2 separate regions of the Mus musculus genome follow, and region 2 is linked to region 1. The links are chromatin loops, found by intact Hi-C in ENCODE. Cell type or tissue: left cerebral cortex. All regions are shown on one strand. Each heading gives the region's core, and the rest is flanking DNA. Links, peaks and the distances in the headings are about the cores only.

What was found. Hi-C counts contacts between places; a loop is a spot of excess contacts. Peaks named below come from ENCODE experiments on the same cell type or tissue, not always from the same donor. Only the 100,000 strongest peaks of a DNase experiment are listed, where the experiment ranks them.
Region 2: a loop joins it to region 1, with 2.6 times the contacts of the local background. A loop is called at or near these places in 8 of 42 quality-filtered maps.

What each region holds. Positions count from the first base shown.
Region 1 is chr14:103,547,660-103,552,585 of GRCm38, forward strand. The region is part of intron 8 of Scel (sciellin); the gene reads left to right. Among named protein-coding and RNA genes, the nearest start is that of Scel, 37 kb to the left of the region's middle. In left cerebral cortex, for the core only: a CTCF peak has its summit at 2,994 (motif pointing right); DNase peaks (open chromatin) are centred at 729, 3,005, 3,271 and 4,539; H3K4me3 peaks cover 354 bases; H3K27ac peaks cover 1,101 bases.
Region 2 is chr14:104,036,309-104,041,234 of GRCm38, forward strand. It overlaps Gm41238 (a long non-coding RNA gene), which reads left to right. Exons shown (of 3, transcript XR_874926.1): 2 at 2,453-2,532; 3 at 2,646-3,299. Among named protein-coding and RNA genes, the nearest start is that of Gm41237, 3.8 kb to the left of the region's middle. In left cerebral cortex, for the core only: a CTCF peak has its summit at 2,718 (motif pointing right); a DNase peak (open chromatin) is centred at 2,760.

The DNA.
Region 1 (4,926 bases), core at 672-4,671:
TTAGTCTTGAAAGGAAGGGTTCAGGCATGAATGATTAAACAAAATAGAGGGCAAAGTTGAAAAATAGGAAGGCTTGGAAGGCTTTTCTTTTTTTTCTTTGTTTTTGTTTTTGTTTTTGTTTTTGGTTTTGGTTTTGGTTTTGGTTTTTTGAGACAGGGTTTCTCTGTATAGCCCTGGCTGTCCTGCAACTCACTTTGTAGACCAGGCTGGCCTCGAAGTCAGAAATCTGCCTGTCTCTGCCTCCCAAGTACTGGGATTAAAGGCGTGCACCACCACCGCTGGCCAGGAAGGCTTTTCATTTGGGATAAATATTAAAGAGACAAATTGAATTCGTGACAATAGGGCACAGCATGTAAGCGTTGCTTAAGCAAACCCATTTCCCCCTTCTAACTGATTTCTGAGGTTGCTCTTGGTCAGGTCAGCGCTCTGCTCACTGGATAGTAAATGCTGTTTTGAAACATAAGTAACTGGCCTAATGTTTTGAATTATCAAGATATGTCAGCAGGTTTATATTCTCTGAAGTTTTATCTGATGCCATCAGCACAAATATTTTCCTTTCATTTTTTTTTATCAAGACTGAATAAAAAAAGGTAGCTTTATTAGCTATTCTTTATTGCGTTCACCTGTCTGTTCTGCCCCGGGATCAAGCCTTACTGTTTTCTCTTTATTCAAATCTTTCATCTTAAAAATATCATCTTTGACAGTTTCTGGGCAGATCGTCCAAATCCGTTCAGTTGGCACTCTTTCTCTTCATCCTGCCAATGGTTTCCATCTGCATTTGACTGGTTTGCATTATCTTCAGCTCTTGGGAACAGCTCTCCCTAAGGTCACTGATGGCTTTGGTGATAACGCCCTGATGGCCCAGCAGGTCCTTCAGACTAGCACTTTCACAATGAACAGCTACAACTACTGCTTCAAGACTGTGCTAACCACTCCCCGACACATGTTTCTAGACTTTTCTTTTCTTTTTTTCTTCCTTTTTTTTTTTTTAGTTTTCTTTTATTGGATATTTTATTTATTTACACTTCAAATGTTATCGCCTTTCCTGGTTTCCCCTTCGGAACCCCCCCTGCTTCTATGAGAGTGTTCCCCACCCACCAATCCACCCACTCCAGGCTCCCTACCCTGGCATTCCTGTACACTGGGGCATTGAGCCTTCACAGCACCAAGGGCCTCTCCTCCCATTGATGCCTGACAAGGCCATCATCTGCTGCATATGTGGCTAGAGCCATGAGTCCCTCCATGTGTACTGTTTGGTTGGTGGTTTAGTCCTTCGGAGCTCTGGGGGATCTGGTTGGTTATATTGTTGTTCTTCCTATGGGTTGCAAACCCCTTCAGCTCCTTCAGTCCTTTCTCTAACTCCTCCACTGTGCTCAGTCCAATGGTTGGCTGCGAACATCTGCCTCTGTATTTGTCAGGCTCTAGCAGAGCCTCTCAGGATTTTATTTTAAATAATTCTCTTTTAGTTGCCTTTCTTCTTCATGACTCAATCATTATGTATCAGTGTACCTAAAGCCCAAAGCCATCTCCTCTCTCTTCACAGTGCTCTGTGCTCCTGCCTTCAGCAGGGGTGCAAGGCCAGGATGCCAAAGATCACTTGCTCCTCCAGAACTCTCTGGTTTTCACTGGATAGTCACCTGCTTGCTTGACACTTTTGCTTAAATGTCTCAGAACAATTAGAAACACAGCTCATGATATTTGTGATTTACTGAGTCCTCCCCTTTCACCTTAGTTAACACCATCACCATTCCCAGCCATTTGACACCCTAGTACACCTTCTAGTTTCTTTCTGTTGCTGTGATAACATAACCTTGACAAAAATCAACTGAGGGGAGAAGGAGTTTTATTTCATCTTACAATTCCAGGTTACAGTCCACCATCACGGAGAAGTCAAGGCAGAAACTTCCAACAACTAGTCATACCTTGTCTATGGTGAAGGCCAGGGACTTGCTTGTGCTTGTCTTGACTTCTCCACCTTTATATAGCTCGGGATTCCTTATCTAGGGGATGGTGCCACCCACAGTGGGCTGGGACTTCCTCCATAAATTAACTTAGTTAAGACAGTTTCCAGAAGATATGCCTACTGGCCAATTCAATGGAGAAAATCCCTCCTTGAGATTTTCTTCTCAGGGGATTCTAGCTTGTGTTGACAGCTTCAGTTTACCAGGATAGAACTTGGAGGGTCCCCACAGTTTCCTACTTAACTACGAGTACCTGGTCCATAAGTGGACCTGGCCCCCAGCCTTCTAAATTCATTTTGAATCCAGTCGCCTCCTAATATTTATATCATCCTGAATCATTTTTTTTTCTTTCTGGATTATCAGTAGGAGATCTCTTTATAGTCTCTCACTCTTACATCCGCCCTTTACTCCTCTATGTAAGTGACAAGGTTATATCTATAGAAATACTAGTAATCAGACCAGCTCACCTCCCCAAGTAACAATTACAATGGTTTTACATTACCCTAGAAAAATGAGCCAGGCTTTTGGCAGGACGACTCGGAGTTGCTTGCCCTTCATCCATCATGGATCCCCCTTGTTTGGTTCAGTAACTTAATCTGTTGCTTATTCTACTCTCTACAGGTCAGGTGTTTGTCACTGACTGGAATTTCTTACAGGACATCCCCACGGATGCTCCGCTCAGCAGCCTCATACTCCTTGTTTCTACACCTCATTTTTCATCCTTTCAGAAAATTCCCACACTATTTATGCCAGACAGTTTAGTTCTGCCATGTCCTAGGCCTGGAAATCCCGGAAGCGCCCATTCTTGTAACCAACGGGAGCATTCATTGACCCACACTCTGGGCATCCAGTCTTAAAGGAGGGTTCCGTGCTACCTTTTACAACAAAACTATTCTTTCGAGTCATAGCCATACCAACAGTTACTGCCACCCTCACTGACAAGTTCTATCACTGACCTCTGTGTCTTCCTTCTCTTACCCCATCATTAGGGTAGTGTTTGAGATTAGCGTGGGCCAGGGAAAAGTCGCCACTAGGTGGCAGTAGCACACTAATCTTAGTTTGGTGCTTTGCAGGGTTCGCCTGTTCAGAGCAGTGAGAGTCTCCAAAGGCCACACTAATTGCACGTGAGCCACACTCACAGGGGAAAAGGGAAGGGGACTCCTGGGAGGCGAAGGGTCTTAAAGGGAGCTTATGTGTCCGGGAGATGGCTTTTGGGAGTGTGGTGGGAAATTCCTGTCCCAGAACTCCAAGGGGCCACTGCAGCTCAGAGTTCTTTATGATAGCTAAATGTGGCAACCTCAGGCATAAATAACCAGTGTACCGGCAATACAAGGAGTCACACACAGAACGTCCATATCCTGTGGGAGATCTGTTACGCGCGGGAAGCTTGTAATGTGGACTTGGGGGACAGATCTTGGAAGAAGAGAAGTATTTTGTATTTGTATTTGAATATGATGTAATCACGCAGTGTCAAATGATTGCTCAGGGCATGCGCAGTAGGACCAAAGACGCTGCTACTATGTTTAGCATTGAGCAGGTTGGTTCTGGGATACTTGAAGGACATGTTTGTGGAGGCGATGCTCAAACAATAATAAATGCTTGGATGTGGGTTGGGATCAGGGAGGAGCGGGGTAAGAGGCTGAGGGATCCTGACTTAGGGATGGACATCAAATGTGACATATTTAGAATGAAGTTACTGTGGAGACGATCAGATAAGAAGGGATGGGTATGGAATGCTGCCCAAAGGGTTTTTTTTTTTTTCTGAATTCTGTATTCAGAAAAATTAATAATCCTTACTGGGCAACTAACAGTGCCTTACCTTTAAACAGCTGCTATAGCCTATTCATTAAATACGTGGAGTCATCTTGTAATCCTTTGCAGCATCGAGCAAATGTATCCATAGTTATTTATTAATAGACATGTCCATCCTTGATTCTGATCCCTACTGTGTGTAAAACAATTCATTTCCTCAGCTTGTTACCGCCATGTGACTTTGTAGTTAACTGAGCCTTGTTCTATGTGCTTAGAGTTTGAGGACTGACTAGATATCTCCCTCCCACCCTACTTTCCTTCTGTCTGTCTCATTCCAGCACAGCTGTTGATCTCTGTCTATGTGTATGAAAGCACTTGGGTAGACTCCAGAGATACACTGGTGTCAGGTCCAATCTCTACTTCAGGAGACTCAAAAGCCATCTATCACTAATCATATCTTTATAGTTTTGTTTATTTTTTAAGTTTCTCCACCCCGTTTTACTGTCATATAATTCCTTTGCAAGGGTGTTAGCATTTGCCAGACTGGAGCCAATGAGAGAACAGGTGACAGGTGCCCTACAGGAAACATAGACTACCCATGTGTCACTGATGGAGAGGGGTCACAGAGCTACCTTCTGAGCCAACCAATACATCTTAAGGAATTCAAGTGCTTCGATGTATCTTGAGGACTTTGAGATCTAGTGGTTAGATCTCATCTAAGATTCATGCATGAACCTTGCTAGCCAGGGACTGTTGCTCAATCCAAACACGGGAGGAGGATGCAGGAGGCCCACATGTTCAAGGCCAGCCTGAGCCACACAAGTGAAGCCGTGTTAGAAAGCAAAGCAAGCAATTTGTTAAGCCATATTACAGGGCTTGCTTAAGAGACAGTATAAATATTCATAAATGCTAGCCAGAGAGAAGAACAACGAAGCTACTGTCTCTATTTCCAGTACTAATAAAACCAGTATGTTTTCTTCTGGAATCATTTTCAAACACAAGGAAGAAAATAAACGTGGGATAGAAATGAGACCATGGACACATACCTGTCGAAAGGAGAAAAGAACTACTTCCTGTGCACCCCCATATCACCTCACCCTTATTCTGTTACAACCTCTTCTTTTATGGGTTTTGACTTCCAGTTAGCGGATTGGTAGAATTAGGGGAGAAAAAAAAACCCTGATTGAGAAGCAAGTTGCCATAGCAACCTTGC
Region 2 (4,926 bases), core at 464-4,463, 490 kb after region 1:
GAGAAGACAAATGTATCACAAAATTAAAAGCATTACCTCATGCAGCCAATGGTCCACAATGACTTCTGTAGTTAGTGGGATTGGAAGGAACTTTTCTGACATATTTTAGCCCCTGTCTAAGTCTGAACATTAGACTTAGTGACCTGCAGCCACTTTTTTTTCTTTGTCCTCTCAGTCTCCAGAGACCTTGGCTAGGGTCTTTTTCTTGAATTTTTAGGCTCCCTTATTTGTGTGGTTGCCTACAACAAAATGGCCTCTGCAGTGGTTCCATATCTAAATTACAGTTATTTGGATATTCCATAGCTTAATAAATATCTATACTATCCAGTTCATAGGTTTTATTATTAAATTCTACCATTGCACAGTGTATAACTCTCTTGATAAAAAAAAAACTAAGTTTGTGACTTGTATATTTTGGTATTTTCATAGAATAATGTTTTTTTTGGTTGATATCAAAGAGCAATGCCCACAGCACCACAATATTGGACATGTTGGAAACAGATGGCTGTGAGCGTTTTCTTAAGTAGAAGGGCAGATGGAACAGGACTCAGGGACCAACTTTCCATGCTTTGAAGGGTTTGAATGACAGGACAGGACTTTTTTTTTTCTTTCTTTCTCTAATTGGTAGCATCACTGGGTCAAAGAAGAGGGAACTCGAGGTCAACCATGTGAAGTACTGGTGAACAGAATTCCAGCAACAGAGCAGACTGAACACCATGAAAAACAGTCCTACTCTCATACAGGAGGCACTGTGTAAAACATCATATTATTCTAGGACAGACCAGGAAGACAAATTAGAAACAGGAAACTTCCTAGGTACAGAGAGTCAGGGGCTATGACCACAGGCAGAGCATAGACCCACAACACAGAGCTTTGACTACAGAGACATTGACAATCAAATATAGGCTCAGGAAGAAGAGGAAAGGCATATAGCCTGCCCTACAGTACAGTTGGGAGCCTAGAGGATCTGCGTCTTTCTTAAAGGACAGCCCTGGGAAAAGGTACGAGACCTTATCTCCAGATAAATCAATAACCCTCCCAAGAGAAATCAGGACTTCAAGTCTGAATTTATGCCTACTGTGTAGGATTCACAAATAGAAATGAATGAAAGGAATATCGGAGTCTCAGCCAGTAAGATCTCTGGAGGATTCTGTGAGGACAAATCTAGGAACTCTTCAATCATATAGCATATAGCATGCATCAGACCTCTTCAGAGGGTACGTATAATAAATAAAGCATAAACCGTGAGAGCTCATGAGAGGTTGGCACGGGACAGGAGAGGTTAGTCAAAACAACAACCAACCAACCAAACAAAAAACCCAAGCCCACAAATTTCAAGTAGGCAGGGCATTAAGTTCAGAAGGTCTATCATTAACATTGAAAAGGGTACTTAAAAGCTAAGTACTTCATGCTTTAAATTTGAGATTACACATATCCTCACCATAAGGATCCGAGACAAGGCACAAATCAACTTACTTAGTTATTCAATGTATACATACTTCAAGACAGTATGTTTTGTATTTTGAACCATTTTTTAAAAAGCGATAAAAGGTATGCTTTTAATAAACTTGCAAGTTACCGGAGGCAATGGTAAACATAAGGAAAGAAAGCGCAAAATAAGAACTGACTCAAGGACGAGAAAATCAAAAGGTTTTAATGATGTAAATGTGTGTGAGCATGCACAAGCCCACCGCATGCGGAAACGGGATTATTTTCTACTTTATACTTTCTTCCAGCTCATTAAAATTTAACAAATAACACATTTTATAGGAAACTATGTGTGATGAAGGTTCTTATTTTCTGCATTTTGTATACTGACTTTCGGGAAACTTTTCAGGTTGGTCTCTGTTGAAAAGCAGGGCAAGTGTGCGCATTCCTCCGAGTATTAGGGGCTCATCTAGAACGTTGTAGACAATTCTAATTTTGTTTTTTATTTGTAACAAGTCTTAATTTTGATCTTCACCTGAGCCTTCCATTTCTGCTTTTCTTTCTGCTCATTACTCTAGACGTACTTTGGCAATCATGGGAAGAGACAAGGAAATTATGGGAATAACAGTTTTTGCACTCAACACCCCACTTCCAAACCCTATATATTGTTTCTCTGACAAAGAATGAAGCAATTTGAATTATAAGATATTTTTGTTAGTTTAATACAGTATCCTCATGTACGGTATAAGGTGACTTAGTATCACAGCTTGCAAAGAGGGGGACGTTACATTAGAAATCATATGTCTTCCTTGGGTCTTTGCAGGAGCACAAATAACCTTTTTCTTAAAAAATAAAATCAACTTAGAGTCTGGGGTTGGGGCAGAGCACACTCAGCTCTCAGAAAAGGGAGGGGGCACAGCTAACAAGGAGCTGCCTTCAAAGATGGTTGAAACCCAGGGGGATTTTCATCATAGGATTTTGGCTCTGGAAGGTCTTTGAAGATTTTTGGATTTTCACTTAACAGGTGGTCCTGCGCCTGCTGCTCTCTCTGCTGATCTGAAGCCACACAGCCCAGCATGGCTCCCACTGCTTGACTTTCTGGAGGTAAGGCCCCAGGAACTGCTCCTTCCCATTTTTTTTATTTATATCCAATAATGACTTTTCTTATGAGAGGCTTACAATCTCCCTTCTCCTTTTCCCCACCCACTACCAACCAGCACTCCAGGGTTTGAGCATCAATACCTGCCCCTCAATTAGATCAGAGAAAACCTGAAAGATCGCATAGCGGGAGTGCAAGGTGTCCACTAGATGGCAGAATTGATCAAGCTGAATCGTGCGCCGCGCAGCGAGACTGTGAACTCTGAGTACAGAATCCAGATGGAGGGATAGACAGCCCTCTAAAGCTGACATCTCCACGTTTTCCCCAGTGTGAGTCTTGAGCGGCCCAAGGGTGCTCTGAAATGCTCCGGGCCGCACCATTGTTACAGTCCATAGAGGTGACACTTTAGGGAGTGACGTTATGGTGTCTGACAGCCTGTTACATAGTGTGATGCTGTCACTGGAGGCTAGAGACTCCTCCAAAGGTCCTAGTTCAGGAAATCCTGACTTACAAAGTTCAGGTTGTCCATCCATACAGAAAGTCAGGCACACTCTTTATGATGTCCCACGAGGAATACTGGCAGTATCACTCATTTAGAAAAATATTATCTACCAACTCTCAATTCTCCATTGTTGCAAACTGGTCCCGTTGTGGTCCCAGTAATGGATTTATACAGCTAAGTAATTTATTGTGCCATTCTCATTGAACATCTTTACAGAATACTTCAAGATTGAAATAAATACCATGAAAAAAAAAACAAAGAATTTTGTATTTCAAAGGCTCTGCACTTTTATTCACCTAGTTTAACATTTATCTGATTTATTTCATGCAGCAACTCAATGTTTCAACGGTATTGTGCTGTTTAGAACACACACATAGTATGTCTTGAACAATATCCTTTGTAAGACCAACTGGGATCCCCATGACTATGCTTGCTCTCAGGAACATGCCTAAATTACTTTATTTCAACATTGCACAATACACAGCAAGCACCAAGATGCTGGTACCAATTCTATTTGTTAGCAAAGGAGCCCAGGCTCAAAACAGTTAGCAGACTGAAGCAGATCGCAGTAACTATGAAGTTTAATAGGAAGCCTCTTCAATCTTACACTTGAAGTTTCTTAACGAACAACATGGTTTTATTTCCCTAGTTGAATGTGAACATTATAAACACCGAACCTATATTTGCATATAGTTGCATATAGGGCCACTTGTATATTCTTGTATCCTGTGAGTAAACTATCTACAAATGAACTAAAAATGAGCAAGCCAAATACAGGATGAGTTACACAGTAATTAATTGTGATTACAACAGAACTCATTTTTCCCAGGCAAGCAGGATGAGACCATCTTCTATACGATACTGAAGGATGAGGCCAAAATGAATGGACCCGCTGTCTTTTACATTTGCGGCCATATCAGCTGTTGCTCTTATTGTTTCTGTCTGTGGCGACAGAGCATGTGGTACTGAGTGATAGCATCACTTTAGATCTTATAATATGCTTGTCCTAATGACGACCCAGCAGCTAAAAACGCTGTCTCTGTTCTTTCCCTTTAAGTCATTACAGACTCAGAGAACAGTGTCAAAGGATATGAGACAGTCCCATAAATGCTTCTTTATCCAGATTTCTCTTGTCACGTAAAATGGCACACTGGTCAAAGAATATTAGCTATACTGCTAATCCCATGCTTCATTTAGAGCTACAGAGTTTTCCACTGGCACCCTTCTCTGTTCTGGATGTAGTGTGGGACCTGATGACAGGTGAGACCCGATGATTGGTACCCTTCCTTTCTCCTTGAGTCTCACTAGTGCTGAAAAATGTGGAGGTAGAACCGTTCTCCTCACTGTCCATTCGCTTTGACATCAGCAACTCTAAAACCCAGGGGTCTCATGCAGAACCCACTGATGTGGAGCAAAGTAGGAACTCAGTGTGTGGAGTACTAGGTCTGAGCTCTTCACATGGGCTGGGATCTGACTTAGCCTGAAATCTAATGGGGAGCTGGGAGCCCTGCCCACTTCAGAGCTTTTGGGTAGATATGGATATCCATGCTAGCCATTAGGTTTGCTCACCTAGGAGTTTCCTAATGAAGCATCCCATCAGAATGCATTTTTCAATTTGGAATTTCTGATCAGCCGATAAACTGCTTCGGAAAACATTTATTGTGGAAATCCCTGACAAAAATCCTCTCCTGCCTTTGTCTATAGGAGCAAAGTTCAGAGTTGCTCCAGGTCAGTGAACCTGTATTCTCTTTATACTCCATGTCGGCCTTTTTTTTTTTTTTTTTTAAATTTTAGTTATCAATTTCTTTAACTCACCCCTAATGTCCCTGCATCCAGTCTTGCTTACCTATTCCAAAAAGAGATCATTTCATTTGTCTTAAAGAAACAAACAAAAAAA